Regions from separate parts of the Mus musculus genome. Here region 1 is linked to region 2. The links are chromatin loops, found by intact Hi-C in ENCODE. Cell type or tissue: left cerebral cortex. All regions are shown on one strand. Each heading gives the region's core, and the rest is flanking DNA. Links, peaks and the distances in the headings are about the cores only. Region 1 holds the start of Mir25 (microRNA 25). Region 2 holds the start of Gnb2 (guanine nucleotide binding protein (G protein), beta 2).

Region 1 (8,316 bases), core at 173-8,172, 640 kb after region 2:
TCGGTGTAGACCACGTGGCCCGGATGACAGCAACAGGCAGTGGGGAGAACTCCACTGGTAAGGGAGGGGAATTCAGTCTTTGGAGGTAGGGGTTGGGTGTGGCCACAGGCCGCCCTTCATTTGCCCCATTCCCCTGCAGTGGCTGAACACCTGATAGCTCAGCATAGTGCCATCAAGATGCTGCACAGCCGTGTGAAGCTCATTTTAGAATATGTCAAGGCCTCTGAAGCAGGTAGGAGAGGTGCCTGTCACTTTGAAACATTTTTCCTCTCCTGGAAAAGTGACAGCATCCACATCAGTGCAGCCTCCTTGTGTCCTTAGGAGAGGTTCCCTTCAACCATGAGATCCTGCGGGAGGCCTATGCCCTATGTCACTGTCTTCCAGTTCTCAGCACTGACAAGTTCAAGACAGACTTTTATGATGTGAGTGTTGACACCTTTGATGGGGAGGTGGGGCTCACACCACCTCACAGGTAGGAGGTGAAACTCAAGTGTCACTGGCTAATACGAGGGACCCCTGGGGAACTGGTTCTTTGTGTTCCCTCCCAGCAATGCAATGACGTGGGGCTCATGGCCTACCTCGGCACCATCACCAAAACGTGCAACACAATGAACCAGTTTGTGAACAAGTTCAACGTCCTCTACGACCGACAAGGCATTGGCCGGCGAATGCGGGGACTGTTTTTCTGATGATGGTTCTGGAAGGGATGGTGTGTGGGGCTCAGACAGCTGTTCCATGGACCTGAGTACCACATTCCCTTTAGAGAAACTCATTAATAAAAGAGCAGCCCCTTAGCAGCCCTTCCAGTGGCTTTGTCCTCTCAGGCACCACACTGGTTTCTCAACATGGACTCTTAAGGAAGCTTCACCCATTAATCCACATTTTTTGACCACCTACCCACCTTTTAATGACTCGAGGTGACCCCTTGTTGAAGTAGACAAAATGTGATAGGACGACCTGCTTGCTTCCAGTTTTTGTGCTCTGTGATCAATTCATGTCACAGCTCCACAGAAAGATTGCTTTCCCAGGCTAATTTAATTTCACTGCAAATGTTTCTCAAATAGGAAGGGGAGGGAAGCTGAATTCCATCTTTGTAATTGTGGTTATCTCAAGTCCTTGTTTTTCTATATCCTGAAGGTACCTAGGAGGGTGATATGTACCTCATCCTTAGGCCTTCCACTTAAGTCATACCTTGTGCTAGGCGCAACTTTCTGCCCTTCACATCCTGGTGTCATCACGTCTAGATGTGGGGGTCTAACAAACGAAATGTCCATAATTGGAAGCATCTCAAGAAACAGTGGTCCCAAGGCCTTCTATCTCCCAGATTGACTAGCACATAGTAAGGGTCAGTACTAGAGACTAGGGGAGGAGAGAGCATACTAAAAACTCTACAGAGTTATTAACAAGCAAGAGGCAATCAAAACACTTTATTGGCAGAATAAAAAAGTGCAGCATGGGAGAATGAGATTTTTTCTTGAGGGGGCATTCAGCATGCCCTCTGGTGTAGGCAGGAGGGTGTAAAAACTGGCTATCAGACAAAGGTGATCCGTGTCCGAGAAGTATTAACCTGCCAGACATTTAGCTCCTCATATTCATCCAGAGCTGCCTGGAACTGGGCTGGTGTGAAGCCACGAGATATGCAGCGCTGTTCAGCCTCAGAAAAGTGGACACTCCGCCCCCGTGACACCAATTCACGGATGGTGGCAAATATCACATCTGCTGGCCTCTGGGTCCTAAAAGACAAGGATGGAAAAGGTGAAGGTGCAAGGCCACAAACAGTAGCAGCAATCAGCATCAAAACCCTGAGGGCAAGCCAGGTCAATAAGCCCAGTGGTCCAGTCTCACTCTTCATTAAAATCCTCACCTAGCTGTCTGTCCCTTTTCACCTAGAAGGGAGTCCTTCGACATCTCCATCAACCTTATGGCTTCATTTACATCTTCCTTCTCCACAATGTCTACCATCCGAAGTCGAGCCTAAGGGGAAGGCATAGAAAAGATTGGGATAGGAGGGGAGGAGGGGAATGAAGTCAAGGATCTTTCTTTGCTCCAGCTTCAAGCCTGGGCAAGCCACATTTGCCTACTCATTGAACAAAAATGGGGACTCCTCCCTGCCCCCCCACATCTGCAGTGTTGGGCCGGCACTGTCAGACCGAGACAAGTGCAATGCCCAGGGCAGCGTCCAGCAATTGCCCAAGTCTCCGCCTCTCAACACTGGCCAGTCCCGGTGGGTGTTCAGCTGTCCTGTGAGGGAGACCAGACCCTTCTGAACTCCACTAGGCTCCCCATCAAACAAATGGAGCCTGGGGCGCTCAGCTAGGGCCACTATCAGAGGTTGTGTCCTGGGGGCTCGGGAAGTGCTAGCTCAGCAGTAGGTCAGGTAATTACACTACCTGCACGAACAGCACTTTGGAGCCCCCATGACTAAGGTCCAAGAGGGGAGGACAGAATGGAGATTTCTAAGATCATATCTAGGACACCAGGAATTCAAGTCCTAGCCCTCATGGATTCAAGCAGCAAGCAGCCTTTCCCTCCATGGGCGTTGCACGTGCCCTGCTGGAGCAGCAAGTACCCACAGTGCGGTAGCACAGAGAGGACCACTATCTGCACTGTCAGCACTTTAGTCCCAGCAGGGCTGGTAGGAGGGAAGGAGGCGGCTTGAGGGTCATTAGGTGAGGTGGCAGGCAGGGGTCAGCTTTCCAGCTGACAGGGACCCACCACTCACCAGAGCAGTGGAAAGTCGGAGAATGGCCAGCAGGGTCCGGGCAGAAGTATAGGTGGCATCCTTACTGGCCCGGGCCTCTCGCCTCATCTCCACATATGCTGCGGTGATGTAGTCAGCCAGAGATTCAGGCACTGTGGGCTGTCTCTCGTGGCACATGGCTATGTACCGTCTGTGGGAAACAAGGTTCATGGGAAAGCGGGAAAGCAGGCAGGCTTTATGAGATTCCCCACTTAATATTCTATGCTGACGTGGACAGTGAGGGATTTCTCCAAAACAGGGCTGCCAGGACACTTCAAGTAACTTCCAACTTTTCAGGAGAATGACATTTACCAAAGCACCTGTAGTGGGAGGATTTAACTTAACCCCTTGACAGACTTCAGAGACCATGTGAAAACCAGTTTAGAAACCCGAGTCATCTGTGCCATGGAAGCACTTATGGCCAAAAAGCTAGACCTGCCTCGGACAGGATTTAGAGAGTGAGAGAGGTTCCTTTATATACAGGAGGGAAGTAGTTTTTGGAGACATCCCCAAAATGACTCAGGTTTCAGAGTAGCTAGGATTATATAAGGCCTGCTGCTCTGTCATCCCAAAACAGAAAAAAAGTTTCTGATGATCCCTTGGCTACAGAGAGACCCAGGCTCAGCTACTTTTGAGGCTGAAATAGATAAGCAGATGAGTCCTTTCAAGACTCAATGCTTTCCAGACACACTTGGCATAAGACAATGCCACAGACCAGTACTCTCCCCAGACATACCCATCTCCACCCCTCCTACCTCATAAGTTTCATGTCCAAAGGTTCAAATTGGGCAGGGGGCTGCCGGCTGTGCTGGTGGACATAGGTGATGTGCTGGGCCAACCTGGAGAGAAGACGGGCGTCAGTCTTTAGAGCTCTAACACCCTGAGAATCTTGACTCAGTATCCCCTTTTAGCACCACCTCTTCTCCAAAGCATGGCAGACAGGCCTCCCAGAAAACCCTCAAGATCTTAGCTCCAACCTATCTCCATATGAACTGCAAACAAGGAAAGGTGTTTAAGGTGTCTGCACACAGACAAGTTGAGTGGCTTTCTGATTTTACCTCCCTGCCCCAAAGTCACTAAAATGGGCTGTCTCTATGGGTGTCATCTACTTCATTCACCGGAGGTCATTGTCTCTGTCGGGCCGGTCTTGAATCAGCCAGAGGAGGTCGAATCGAGAAAGCAGAGCAGCCGGAAGCTGGACGTTCTGCTCCAGACTGCGGCGGGGATTATATCGGCCGTAGGCAGGATTGGCCGCAGCCAGGATGGAGCATCGGGCATTGAGCGTGGTGAGAATCCCCGCCTTGGCGATGGAGATGGTCTGCTGCTCCATAACCTCATGGATGGCTGTGCGGTCAGCCTCGGCCATCTTGTCAAACTCATCAATGCAGCACACGCCCTGGTCAGCCAGCACCAGGGCACCGCCCTCTAAAGTCAGTTCTCCACTCACAGAGTCTCTCAACACAGCTGCTGTGAGCCCTACACCAGAGGAGCCACGGCCTGTTGTGTACTGACCTGCAAAGATAAAGAGCAAACTGCTGAAGAAAGGAACCGCTTTCCCCAGGCCTTCCAGAGGCCTTAGTGTTTATCAACCAAACACCAAGCCTCATCCCTGTTCACACTCACTTCGCGGTGCCAGACGGTCGATGTAAGATAGGAGCTGAGATTTGGCCACACCAGGGTCTCCCATAAGGCAGATGTGGATGTTTCCTGGCAAATGAGAAGGAAGCCTGAGTGATACTCTTTACCCAAGTTGTCCACCAACAGAGAAGAGCACTTGAGACCTGGTCCCTTCTTAAAGTCCAGACTACTTCTAAGACACAACAACCACTAAGGTAAATCATCAACTCTTGTCATTTACAGACTCTCGTGGGATGTTTTTTTACCCTCCCTCCTAAGTCTCTTGTCCTTCTTACCTCTGATCTTCATGCCTTGAGGAGACTGGTCCACACCACCCACCAGAAGCAGCAGCAGCGCCTTCTTCACATCTTCATGTCCATAGATCTCCGGAGCAATAGAAGCGGCCAGCTTCTCATAGAAATCCTCCTCTGCAAAAAATTAAGCCATAGCATTTCCTTCAGGACAAAATCTAGGATGGAGCTCAACTCTCAACTTGAGCTCGTGGTCCCTCACCTGCAATCTGCTTCAGCTCCTCTGAGCTCAGCTCTCCGGCCCCAGAGACATCATCGTCACTCTTTGTCATCTTCACAATCCAGTGGGCTTCCAGGTAAGTTTCTGAGAGTAAGCCCTGGACACAAGAGTTCCCTTTAAAGTCCCCATCACCAGAGTCCCTGAGAATTTTTTATCCACAAGTTCCACCTCACTGATTTTCATTTTCTAAGGGTGTGAAGAGTGAGTGGGTGGATGAGGAGGCAAGGCAGCTATTTCCTCATTCAAAACGCCCTCACCTGTGCCATCTGTTGGAACCCTGTGCGCAGGACTGGCAAGAAGATGCCAGTGACGCTGACATGGTCACCAGGCTGGGCAATTCTTGTGTTCTCACCTTCTAGAACCACTGTGATGCTACGAGGGATGTTTCCCACAGGAACTTGGTCACTCTAGGAGATTGGGAGGTGTGGGGGAGGGCATGACACAGAGCACATGAGACAAGGAGAAAAGCGAGGCAGACCTGACCCAACTGACCACCACCCCAGAAGATGCCCATTTGATGGTAAGATTCAGTCATCCCAACCTAGATGACTTCAGGAAGGAAGCTGAGTTCTTCTTATCCTCCTCCCAATAGAACCAGAAAAAAACTTCAATTAAATCACCTCCCGATTTTCTGACTAAGAGCAAATATAAAAAAATTCTAGGTAAACCTCTCTCCCAATCTTTCTTCCTATAATTTCATAACCAGCTGCAGGACTCATATCCCCTAAACTCACATGCTCTTGAATCTTCATTTCCTGGAATTTAACAAATTTGGAGCCACGAGTCTGTAGGTACAGCCGCCCCCCTGAGCGATTGGTCTGGCACTCCTGGCTGGGGCACATGATCAGAGGCATGAAAGTGGGAGACTGGATCTACAAACAAGGAAAACAGGAAGTCTTACAATCACCACAGTAACCATCTCTGCTCTGTGTCTTTTAAAATAAGGATTAAGACCTCCTTGAAATATTATCAGTCAAAACGACCCGAGGTATCAAATCACCATCATAGAATTGTATACGTACTGGCTGGTAGGTCTCTGCCCCACACTGATCACAAGTGTATGTGGCCACCACCATCCTGGGCTTGACTTCAGACACACGAGTGACAATGCCACGCACAGTTAACAATTTCCCCACAGAGTCAGCTCGTACTTCCCGGATCACTCGAGGCTTGCTGCTACTTGGGCCTCGGAAATACAACTCACTAAAAGAGAAACATTTGTCAGCAAGTCCCCGGAGAGCAAGTCCCCGCCCTTTCCCACAGAGATACTCACAATCTTCGCATGAGTTCAGAAGGATACTGGTTTTGGGGGTTCCGGACTGCCCCAGGGTCTCTGCTTCGCTGCTCCATCATCAGCCGGTGTTCAATGTAAACATCTAAGACATCCTTATTCACCACCTAAAAGAAAGAAAAGGCGAGAGGCAGGACAGAGAAAGAAAACAGGGCACGAGGCAGACGAGCTCAGAAACAAACCAGCCACCTACCTCCTTCTCCTTGTACTCAGGCAAAAGCTCTTGCACAACATCACCAAACAGTCTTGAGTAGCGCTTGGCATTCTCGCAAATTGAGTCGACCAACTCAGGGTCATCTTCAGCTATGTCATCCAGGTCCACATACAGTGCCACTTGTTCCCGATGAGCCAGATGAACCTGAGGTAAAGAAGAGATGCTAACACTTTAGGGTCAAGTTCACCTCACCCACAAAAGCTCTTCTAAAGTCACTATCCTACCACTGGGGAAAGAACAGAATGCAGTACATCATGGTGGTAGATGTCTATAATCCCAGCACTTAGGATTCAGAAGGCAACAGAGTGAGGAGCTCAAAGCCAACCTCAGCTATGTAGCTACACAGCGTGTTCTTGATGGTGGTCTGAGCCACACAAAGACTACCCCTAAAAACTAAGAGCTAGGAATGGATGAGGTGGCTCAGCAGGTTAGACATAGCCATCTAGCCAGATGATCTGAATTTGCTCTCTAGAACACACATGGTGGGAGAACAGACTTCCACAAATTGTCCTTTTGACCTCTACACATGCTATGGCATGCCCCTGTGAGCACAAACACATAGGAATAAACACGACTAAAACATCTAAGAAAACCCTTAAGCTAAAAACAAAACAAAAACCCAACTTTGTATAAAAACAATCAGAATCAAGTCATTCACTGATAGCCAGACTTGAGATAACCTTATACAAGTTCTTAACACGCCACGCCACTCCCCAGAACCAATCCTGAGACTTACCAACTGGGTCCCATACTTGAACTGCTTCTTTCCAAGCTCATTCTCGTAATAAAACTCTTGGAGGAACTTCTTAACTTTTTCTACAAATATAAAATAAAAACCAAGTCTTTGCAGTGAGGTGTAAAGACCACTGCTGCCAAGGACTAGAGTTCAATCCCTAGGGCCCACCCACAGGTTGGAAGAGAACAGAGTCCTGCGGGTGTCCAGCACTATGATATGCCCGTGCGATCTCACACACACAATAATGTAACAAAATAATGTAAAAATAAATAAAATAAACAATCAACTTTCCTTTTAGATTCTTTATTTCAAACTCTTAACAGAAACCTAAGAAACCCACTTTCACTTAAGACGAAACCTATGAACTAGTTAGTTAAATGAACATTGAAAACAAATCGACCAAGTTCTCCCCAAAGTAGGCAGTGTTCCTTTTCACAAGTCCGTTTTTACACAGAGAAGAATATAGGTCTTCGGGCAGCTACAAGAGTCTTACCCAACCTTCCCAAGAGAATTCCACACTCTGTCTTAATTAGGAATCTCAGTTTCTTCAATTCTCTCAGCTCGCTCCCAATCGACTTAAGGTCCTCGGCTCTCGCTCTACCAGTACAACTCTTTTTCTTAGGCTCCCGCCAGGACGTCCGCCACTAGGCCTCCTCTGCACTCATGCCCGGCTCCCGCCACTGCTTCCGCTCTTAGTAAACAAAGAAGCACATGGGCCCAGATTCCAGCCGCCTCACAGCCCAGGATTCCTCCGCCCGAGACGGGTGGCCGAGCGGGGATTGGCCAGAACGCCAAAGGGCCATTCGGGTCCACCACACTGCCACCTTTCGCCACCGGGCGCTTAGCCTCCCAATTCTAGGCACGCCCCTACCTACTGCAGCTATCTCCGAGGCCACCGCGCGGAAGGACACTGTTTACACACGACAGTCCCAAGATCGGGTAGCGCCACTTCCGCCCGCCTCTACTTCCGCTTGGAGGGCGGCCGAAAACAACCAATCGCGGCGCGTAGCGGTCTGGCAAGCCCCGCCTCTGGACTTCGGCCAGTCTCCAGTGGACGCGGGAATTCGCTAGCGCCCCGAGCAGCAGAGGCTGGCCCAGTAACCTAGTCCCTTGGGTCACGTATTGAATGCATTGAACCAAGTCACCCGGTCTCTACCGAGCGCGCCCCTCCTTTGTGGACTCCACTG
Region 2 (8,316 bases), core at 189-8,188:
AGGCCAAAAGGCGGGCACTGATGCTTCACTCCGACCCTAGCATCTTGGGTAAGTGTCGGGTGGGACTGGAAAGCTCTGCTTTCCCTGCACAGGTCTCAGCGGACCTGGGGAAGCTTACTCTTGCTTCTCCCTGGCTTCAGGGTACTCCCTGCACGGCCCTTCCGGTGAGATCGAGAGCGTGGATGACTACTGACCAGCCTGTCCCACCTGCCCCCTGGGCCTTAGACTCGGGTGGTGGCAGCAGCATGGACCCTTGGGTCTCCAGCCTGCAGGCTCCCACAGGGAGCAGAGGAGGAAGCGAGCGAGCGAGCGAGTGGGGCAGGGTCCCCAGCACTTGTTACAAACCACACGATGCACCTTAACTCACCCGCCACGAGGCACTTTACAGATGGGGGAGGGGCCTTTCTTTTCCTCTTTAATTTTAAACATTAGGAGAGACAGAAATATCATCCAAAAGCTAGACGGTAGACCCCTACACCCCTTTGGGAATAATGGGTGTGACATTGGAAGGTCCACAGAGGTTTGTTTTTGGTTTTTTGTTTTGTTTTGTTTTTATTTTTTAGAAAAAAAAAAAAAGATAAAAAAAATAATGAAAAAAAAAGTTAGGCTGAAAGGAAAAAAAAAATCACACTGTTATTTTTGGCCAGTGGGTACCAGGCCCCATGGACCTGTCCTGCCTGGCTTCCCTGAGGCTGCACTTACCCTGCTGCCCCAGAAGGTGGGTCATTGGGGTGACTTGTCAGCTGGGTGCTGGCAGTTTGCACAGCGAGCGAGCGGAGGCCCTCTCCAGAAGCCCCGCCCACTGGACCTGCTGTGATCAGCTCCTGTGGCCGTTACTGTGGCAGGTGTCCTGGTAAGGGGCCAGAGTCGCCCCTTACCTCAGCTGCTTTGGGAGGAACGTTGCACAAATTGGATGAGCTGCCTCAGCTCCCTCTCCCCACACCCCCGAAACAGCCCTCCCACACTGGCTGAGGGAGCTGGGGAAAGCCCTGTCAGTGCCAGCCTGTCAGCTGGGCTCTGAACTCAGGCCTGCTGAGGGGCTGACCCCCACTGCTGCCATTTCGGGGGACAGCCTGGGTGTGACACTGAAAGCCCCAGCTCCCTGCCTTTGCCACATGAATGTATTTTCTGGCCCCCAAGCCCGTCTCACCCCCTCTGAGAAGGGACTCAGCCCTTCCTCCAGGAGCTGGAGAACACCCCTCCTTTTATCATGGCCGAGGCCTTGCTTGTGAGGGAAGGACACCGAAGGAGTGGCTTGGGGCGGAACCTAGGGGGGCCCCGTGGTGAGAACCCCCTGATCAGCAGCCAGCTGTGTGGGAAGCAGACCACAGCTCCGTACCTGACCCCTCCATTGACCAAATGGGAGAGGAGTGAGCAGCCCCTCTCCTTGATGTTTTTTGTGTTGGGTGTAAGGCTGGAGGTCGAGAGCGCCTGTGTCCTGGCTGGGGGCTGCCTTGCCTGTTGCTCGCCGACCTCACTCCTAGCCCTCCCGCCCTGCCCATGCTTGTCTTCATTGTTGTTTGCCCCCCCCCCCCCCTTTCTTTTTAATATACTGTGTTAGTGACTCTCCCATCGACCTCATTGCTCAGAATGCAGTATTAGGGCTAGCGAGCGAGCCTGCCACTGCCTCCTCCATGAATGTATTTCTAGTTTCTGTCCTGGGGAAGTAGGGAGTGGCCCCAGGTTCTTCTTTCCCATCCATCCCCACAGAGGTGACCTTTTGTTTTCCTTTCCACTTTTTTTTTTTCTTTTTTTTCTTTTTTTTTTTTTTTGCACCAAAGTGGCAACTGGGTCAGTGTTGGGGATCAGGCTGGCTTTGGGTGGAAGGGCCCCTCCACCTGCTTCTCCCTGGTTTTGACAGTGTTAGCGTCTGTGAAAAGACAATATTCTCTCTAAAGCAATAAGGGGGTGATGGGCCAGGGGGAAACGTCTTGCTGCTGCTGGCCCCCCAGCTCCCTTTCCCTCTTGCCATTGTGGTGGCATTGGAGGGATGGGAGAGACTCCTGTTGTGACTGAATGTAACCTACCCTGCCCCTGCCACAGCCAATGCAGGGGGAGGGAGGGCACTTGTCTCTTCCTACCCCTCCCCCCAGCTAAAGAGACTGAACTTGGGGGCCCATGAGCCTGGAGAGGCCTTAACCCTGTGAGGAAGTGTGGGGCCTCTCCCACCCCATCCCCTCTGAGAGTGGCCAATGTTTACAAGCCCTGAGCCCCAGCCCAGGGACTCAGACCCCCCCCCCCCATCTTAATCCTTTCCCCATCCCAGTCTTACAGGGCCCCACTGCCCCACCCTACCCCCTTGGGGTTCAGGGTAGTGTGGGTGTCCTGTGTATCCCAGTTTACCCTACCTCTACCCTGTGTGACTTCCCTAATACCCACTCTTGTAAATACTCCCAATAAAACTTGGTGTGTTCTCCCAGTCTACCTTGTCTGCCAGCTTTTCCATGACTGAGCTGGGGTAAGGGCACAGTGGTGGTGGTGGGGTGCATCTGGGAAATGCTGGACTCAGCCTCATGTAGAGCAAGAATGGGGTACCTGCTATCGCTTAGAGGAGCCCAATACCCACTGCCTGTCTGCTTTCTGGAGAAAGGGGGACAGTAAGCAAGGAGACTAGGTACAGAGTTGGAAGTGGTTCCTTTATGGAAAAACTGAAAATATAATAAAAATTAAAATAAAACCAGTTAAAAAAGCCAGCCCCTGGAGTTTCCACCTCCTGCCTCTGGCCCTCCAGAGGGGTGAGGCCATGGCCCCAGGGCAGCAAAGGGTGAGGGCTTTCCTGCCCTTCCTCTTCCCCCATTCCATCCCCGACTTTTATCTCCACAGTGGGGGCCCCCCCCTAGAGGAACCAAACCTGGGTATGGGAGCAGGACCGGAGGCCCTGTAGCCCAGGGAGGGAGGCTTGGCACATGTACCCAGCCCCAAAGCTCCGGGCCTGTAGTGTGGGCATGGGCAGGGCTGCTCCCTGCCTGGGCCCATCTGGGGTTGGGGAGGTTAGTTCCAGATCTTGAGGAAGGAGTCCCAGGAGCCTGTAGCCACGGCCATTCCATCATCTGTGACCCCAAGGCAGCTCACACGGTTATCATGGCCAGCGAGGACACCTGGAGAACAAAGGGAAGGATGTAGGAACCGGTCTGGCCCACACTTCCCATCTCTGCCTTCTGTGGGCCCAGAGTCCTCACCTGCACGGTCACCCTTCATGGCATCCCAGATGTTGCAGTTGAAGTCGTCGTAGCCAGCGAGCAGCAGCCGGCCGCTGCGCGAGAAGGCAACCGAGGTGATGCCGCAGATGATGTTGTCGTGGGAATACATGAGCAGCTCCTGATCAGCCCGCAGGTCAAAGAGGCGACAAGTGGCGTCATCTGATCCCGTGGTGAAGGCATAGCCATTGGGGAAGAACTGCAAGATTTGGGCCAGAGATGATAAGAGTGTGAGGCAAAGCCAGGGGTGTGGGATACAGGGGGCAGGCAGCTCACCATACTCCTCCTGACTTACAGCCACGGCATTGATGTCCGACTCGTGACCTATGAATGTCTGTCGGCACATGGAATCCCGAACATCCCACAGCTTGATGGAGGCGTCACAGGCACCTGACACAAAGGTGCGGCCATCGGGGGCCAGTGACAGGGACATCACATCCCCACTGTGTCCAGCAAACCCCACCGTCTGCTGGCCTGTCTCAATGTCCCACAGGGCACTGGAGAGGCAACAGGAGGAAGGATTAGGAAAGGACTAGAGGACAGAAACCCTGGCTTAACTACTGTATGAGCCCAACCCTGACGGGGCCCTCTAGAAAGAGGGCCAAGAACCCGAAATAGTGGGGGAGCCACTTGGCCACCATGCAGAGGGGAAGACTAGGTGCTCAGAAGTGTGCCTGCCACCTGCTGGGCCCTGGATCCCCCGAAGGCAGGGAGCCAGCACGGCAGAGCCTCACCAGGTGGTGTCCCCAGAGCTGGTGATGATTTGGTTGTCGTCCAGGAAGCGGCAGCATGACAGGTACCCTGGAGAAAGGAGGTTGCAGTCAGGCATTTTAGAGGACAGTGCATCTCTTCCCTTCCCCTGACCGTGTTCTTGCCTCTTCTGGCTCCACTCACCAGTGTGGCCAGGCAGCTCTCTGCTGACCCTGACATTGCCCTCTCGGGTCTTGAGACTATAGATGGAGCAGATGTTGTCCAAACCCCCACAGGCCACAAAGTTCCCTGAGGGGGCGTAGGCACAGGTCATGACCCAGGAGGAACGCAGAGGGATGGCGTGGACCTAGAGGAGAGCAGCACCCTGAGTCAGAGTCAGCCAGGGCCTGACAGCCCTGCCCCACCCACCTTGGGTACCCGCTTTACCTTGTTAGTGGTGTAGCTGTCCCAAATGATGAGCTTTCCGTCCTGGGAGGCGCTGACCAGCAGCCTGGCGGGCCAGTGGCAGACAGCTCAGGGTGTGGAAGAGAGGCCCCCTAACCCTCCCTGGCTAGAGAAGCTTTTTAGAGGCATTCCCCCAAATCCTCTCAGGATGATCCTGGATCCCTGGTCTTCCAAGGATACTGGGAATCAGTCTTCCCAAATTACTGACAGATTCTCCCCCCAGACCTGAGAGTCCTCCCCACACCCTGTACTATCATTCTGCCCATTATATAAAATCACCCCAGAACCTAGACATACTAAAGCAGGGGCCACCCACGCACCTTGAGTCTGTCCCCCAGTGCATGGCATAGATTTTTGCCAGGTGTCCACGGAGGGTCCTCCGTGTTCTCATCTGAATTCGCCCCACTGGGTCCAGCCCAGCTGTGATCTGGAACAACGGAGCGACTGAGGTGGTACATAGAGACCCAAGCAACAGAAGACCATCCAACACCTCCCATTCTTCAGTGCCCCAGGGTAGCTCTGTAGTCACCTCACCTGGGTCAGTGTGGAATCCCCGCATGCTTTTCTGGCGTCCTGTAAATGATGGGCAGTGCAAGAGAGGGAAAGGAGAGAAGTGCAAAGAGGTGAGGAAAGAGTGAAGAAAACAGGAGACAAGGGGAAGATGAGCCGGGAGACATTTGGAGACCAGGACTCCCTTTCTCCTCCCACCCTGCAACAGACAGACACACACCGGCCACAGGCAACCCATTCTACTCAGGTCAAAGGGAAGCAGCACACTCAAGCCACGCCTGGCTGGGCTCGGCCTCCCCATCACAGCCACCAGGCCCTCACCCGGATCTGGTTCCGGAGCTGCTCGGCCTCCTGTCTCAGTTGCTCCAGCTCACTCATGGCGCCGGGCCCGTGGGGCGGGGTTGGGGGCGGCTGGGGGCCGCGGGACGGGGGCTGGGGGAGGCAGCTCCTGGCCGCTGGCCCGAGGCCTGGGGGGTTGGGGGGGAGAATGCAAGGCTGACGTCAGGTCCCAAGACGGCCCGGGAAGCGGCAGGGAAAGGCGGGGTGGAAGCGCACGGCCAGGAAAGGATCTGCTAGGCAGGGGGAACAGAGGACGTGGTACCCAGGGAAGGTTGGGGTCTCCGGCACCGAAAGACGTTGCGTTGCCAAGGAACAAACGACTTCCCCAATCTTCCTTCAGGGCCCCCGGAAACGGAGTGGGAAGTGCAAGAGGAAGAGCAGGGGAAACCCCTCCCTCGGACAGCAGCCCGGGCGGGACACTAGGGCGGCAGGAACTGGGGATGGGGGGGGGGGGAGTCCCTTCGAAAACAGACCTGGCGTTCGCCCCAGCCCGCACAAGGCGCCGCCCTCCCAGCACCTAATTTTAAAAAGGGGCGGTACCTCTTTAAATTCACCCCCACATACCGCACACCCTCCACACACACCCCCAGCTAAGACAGAGGTGGTGATGGGGGGGGGGGAGGATGAGGGGAGAAGCTAGGCTGTTCGTGGGGTTGCCTAGGCAACCGTCACCCGGACTAAGAGCACCTCATTGGTGAAGTGCCCCCACCCTAGCCTCGTTGCCAAGGCAACCGCATCCGCGGCAGAGACCTGTAGGGTGGGTGACCCCACCCCCGGCCCCCATCGCCCCCGCCCGACCTAGACTCCCGCCTCTTACCCAGAACCGGCCAGGGTGGCTGTTTACAGGATTTGGGAAAAGCCGATTGAGCACTAATAGGTTCGGGACGGCTCAACCCGGGATAATCCCCATTCCGGGCCGGCTGCACCCCATTAGCTGCTGGTCAGTGCGAGAGTAGCGGGGAAGGCAAACCCCCAAGCCGCCAGCTCCCTTCAGCGCCGAGGTCGCCCGCCCCGCTGCGCCCGCACAAAGCCCGTGGGAGCCTCTCAGAAGTAATTAGGGCTCCGAAGAGAGGCCCCTGGCCCCGGGGCGCGGAGCTGCTCTCTCCCAGGCGCCGGCGAGCGGCCCCAGGCGGCTCGGCCCGATGCCCCTAGGCACCCCTAGAGCCCAGCTCTGTGCTCAGCAGCCCCCGAGGCCTAGCTGGCACCACTCCAGCCTCCGACGTCCTGCCTTCCCGGGACACCTGTGCGATCTGGCCGTGTACACTGCACTCTGGCGACCCAGGCGTCCCCCACCCAGCTCCCACTTCCCCCAGACACTGGGCGTTCCTCTTCCCCGAAGATATTTCCCCTCCGTAAGTTCAGCTTTCTGCGCCAGTGCCAGAGGATGCCCCTCCAAAATGAGGGAGGGGGCAACGACATAGCTACCACCCCACTCCAGCTGTGAACAAAAGCCCCTTCCTTCCAGCTGACAGCAGCCCAGGCCTGGCCTCAATGACACAGGCCTGGGGCAGAAGGAAAACAGGCCAGGAAGAAGACACTGGGTCGGGGGCCATGCTCCCAGCCCTTAGATCCCCATTACCCTCCAACGTTCCCTCAGCAGCTCCTCGATTCTAGGGATAAAGCAACCATAGCCCCCCCTCCAAAAAAAAGGGTGCCACCGCCTCCGCAGGTGTGAGAGGAGGAAAGAGAGGGTCCTCAGATCTGGCAGCTGGACGGCGCGGGCTGGCCGTGCTGCGAAGTGCAGTGGGCCAGGCCCTTCAGCTCGTAGGACCTCCATTTTGCCCAAAAGAAAGCTGGACGAAGGGGACAGGCGACTAGGTGCCAGACCTGGGTAAGGATTTGTAAAAAGAATAAGGTGCTGAGATCTCCAGCTTAGGGGTCGGGACTGAGAAAACACTGCCAGAGCCCGAATCAAGGGGCAGTAGGGTGGAGACGAAGACAAGGGTGGCCTTGAGGCCTTAACTGGATCTCCTAGGATTCTGGAGTTCTGCAAGGCTAATGCAAGCAAGGGTGTGAAACGAGTGGGCACGAGGGCTGTTACCCAGGGGCAGGCAGCAGGGTGGTGGTGGGGAAAGGGGGCGGGACAGGACATAGAAGAAACCCAGAATTTAGCCCCCCAACTATTAAGGGATCAAGAGGCAGGCGGGGCTGGGATGAGGGGGGTCTAGATTTTAAAATAATTGCCACTGATATTGCAGGGAGCGCATGCATTATTGAAGCCGAGGGTCCCCCCCCCCCCCCCAGTTCCCCTTCCGGGTTTGGAAACGACCGGGCCAGAGGAAGGGAGGGGAGGTCTGGGAGTTACGTCCGTTTCCCAAGAGCCAAACCCGGGAGACGGAAGGAACCGAGGCTTCCCCCTGCCACACACACACCCGTGGGAATTTGGGGCTGGGGGAGATGAGGACTCCTTTTATCAGCGGAGGTACCTGAGGTGGTGGGACTCTGCCAAGGGGTCGCTTGGAGGAGCGCGGGAGGTCCTGTCTTCCTCCGCGGCGGAGGCGGCAGCGGCGGCGACGCGGATGGATTTCCTCAGTCACCCCAACTCAACCGTCCAGCGCAGCTCTCCCCAGAGCGGAGGGATCCCGCCCGCCAGTGACGCGGCCGTCGCCGCCGCGCCCAGGGCCAGGCTGGACGAGACCAAATACTCAAGTGTGTGGGGGGGAAGGCTAGAAGCGAAAACACCACTCCAGGAGCAAAAGATGCCTCAGCCACAATAAAAGCACAATTCCACGTTTTTCTAACTCATCAAAGATCACACGACGTAGTTTATTTCCAGAAAAGGAGCAAGACATCCTCTCTAGGGACAGCAGAAGTGGTATAGGCATAAGGGAGGGGGGAAAAAAAAAATCCCAGGTCACGTGATCGACCTCCTTCAACCCCCCCCCCCTCCGGATTGGGCGGCTCCAGACTGGAGGCAAGAAGGCCCAATTCTCGGGTTGGCCACGCCCCCTGGTGAGGCCACTCCCTTCCCGGAGGCGGAACTAGGGAAGTCTAAACCAGTGCAGGACAGTGGGGCAGAAAAAGACAGCGAGTGGTTGGTGACCACTAGAATCCCATAAAATGCAAGTTAGAGGGAATTACACCCAGACAGTTCTTCAAGCGCAGCACTGTGAGG

The links. Hi-C counts contacts between places; a loop is a spot of excess contacts. Peaks named below come from ENCODE experiments on the same cell type or tissue, not always from the same donor. Only the 100,000 strongest peaks of a DNase experiment are listed, where the experiment ranks them.
Region 1: it touches region 2 in a loop (4-fold over the local background); 5 of 42 quality-filtered maps call a loop at or near these places.

Annotation. Positions count from the first base shown.
Region 1 is chr5:138,163,188-138,171,503 of GRCm38, forward strand. It overlaps Cops6 (COP9 signalosome subunit 6), which reads left to right. Exons shown (of 10, transcript NM_012002.3): 7 at 1-57; 8 at 140-232; 9 at 322-422; 10 at 549-797. The coding sequence ends at 689. It overlaps Mcm7 (minichromosome maintenance complex component 7), which reads right to left. Exons shown (of 15, transcript NM_008568.3): 2 at 7,130-7,209; 3 at 6,373-6,537; 4 at 6,162-6,286; 5 at 5,911-6,091; 6 at 5,623-5,760; 7 at 5,146-5,295; 8 at 4,871-4,985; 9 at 4,654-4,785; 10 at 4,364-4,447; 11 at 3,859-4,252; 12 at 3,496-3,579; 13 at 2,723-2,891; 14 at 1,865-1,974; 15 at 1,396-1,733. The coding sequence ends at 1,532. Mir25 (microRNA 25) reads right to left here and starts at 2,217; the gene lies at 2,134-2,217. It overlaps Mir93 (microRNA 93), which reads right to left and starts at 2,423; the gene lies at 2,336-2,423. It also overlaps Mir106b. In left cerebral cortex, for the core only: a CTCF peak has its summit at 7,937; DNase peaks (open chromatin) are centred at 5,123 and 8,016; H3K4me3 peaks cover 1,170 bases; H3K27ac peaks cover 658 bases.
Region 2 is chr5:137,525,512-137,533,827 of GRCm38, forward strand. Gigyf1 (GRB10 interacting GYF protein 1) reads left to right here. Exons shown (of 24, transcript NM_031408.2): 23 at 1-48; 24 at 141-2,424. The coding sequence ends at 193. It overlaps Gnb2 (guanine nucleotide binding protein (G protein), beta 2), which reads right to left and starts at 7,795. Exons shown (of 10, transcript NM_010312.5): 1 at 7,628-7,795; 2 at 5,184-5,329; 3 at 4,887-4,925; 4 at 4,673-4,779; 5 at 4,335-4,398; 6 at 4,092-4,254; 7 at 3,932-3,998; 8 at 3,493-3,694; 9 at 3,180-3,396; 10 at 2,616-3,098. The coding sequence starts at 5,240. The coding sequence ends at 2,992. It overlaps Mir6418 (microRNA 6418), which reads right to left and starts at 4,083; the gene lies at 3,969-4,083. In left cerebral cortex, for the core only: a CTCF peak has its summit at 703; DNase peaks (open chromatin) are centred at 985, 2,422, 3,031, 4,003 and 10 more places; H3K4me3 peaks cover 4,023 bases; H3K27ac peaks cover 5,457 bases.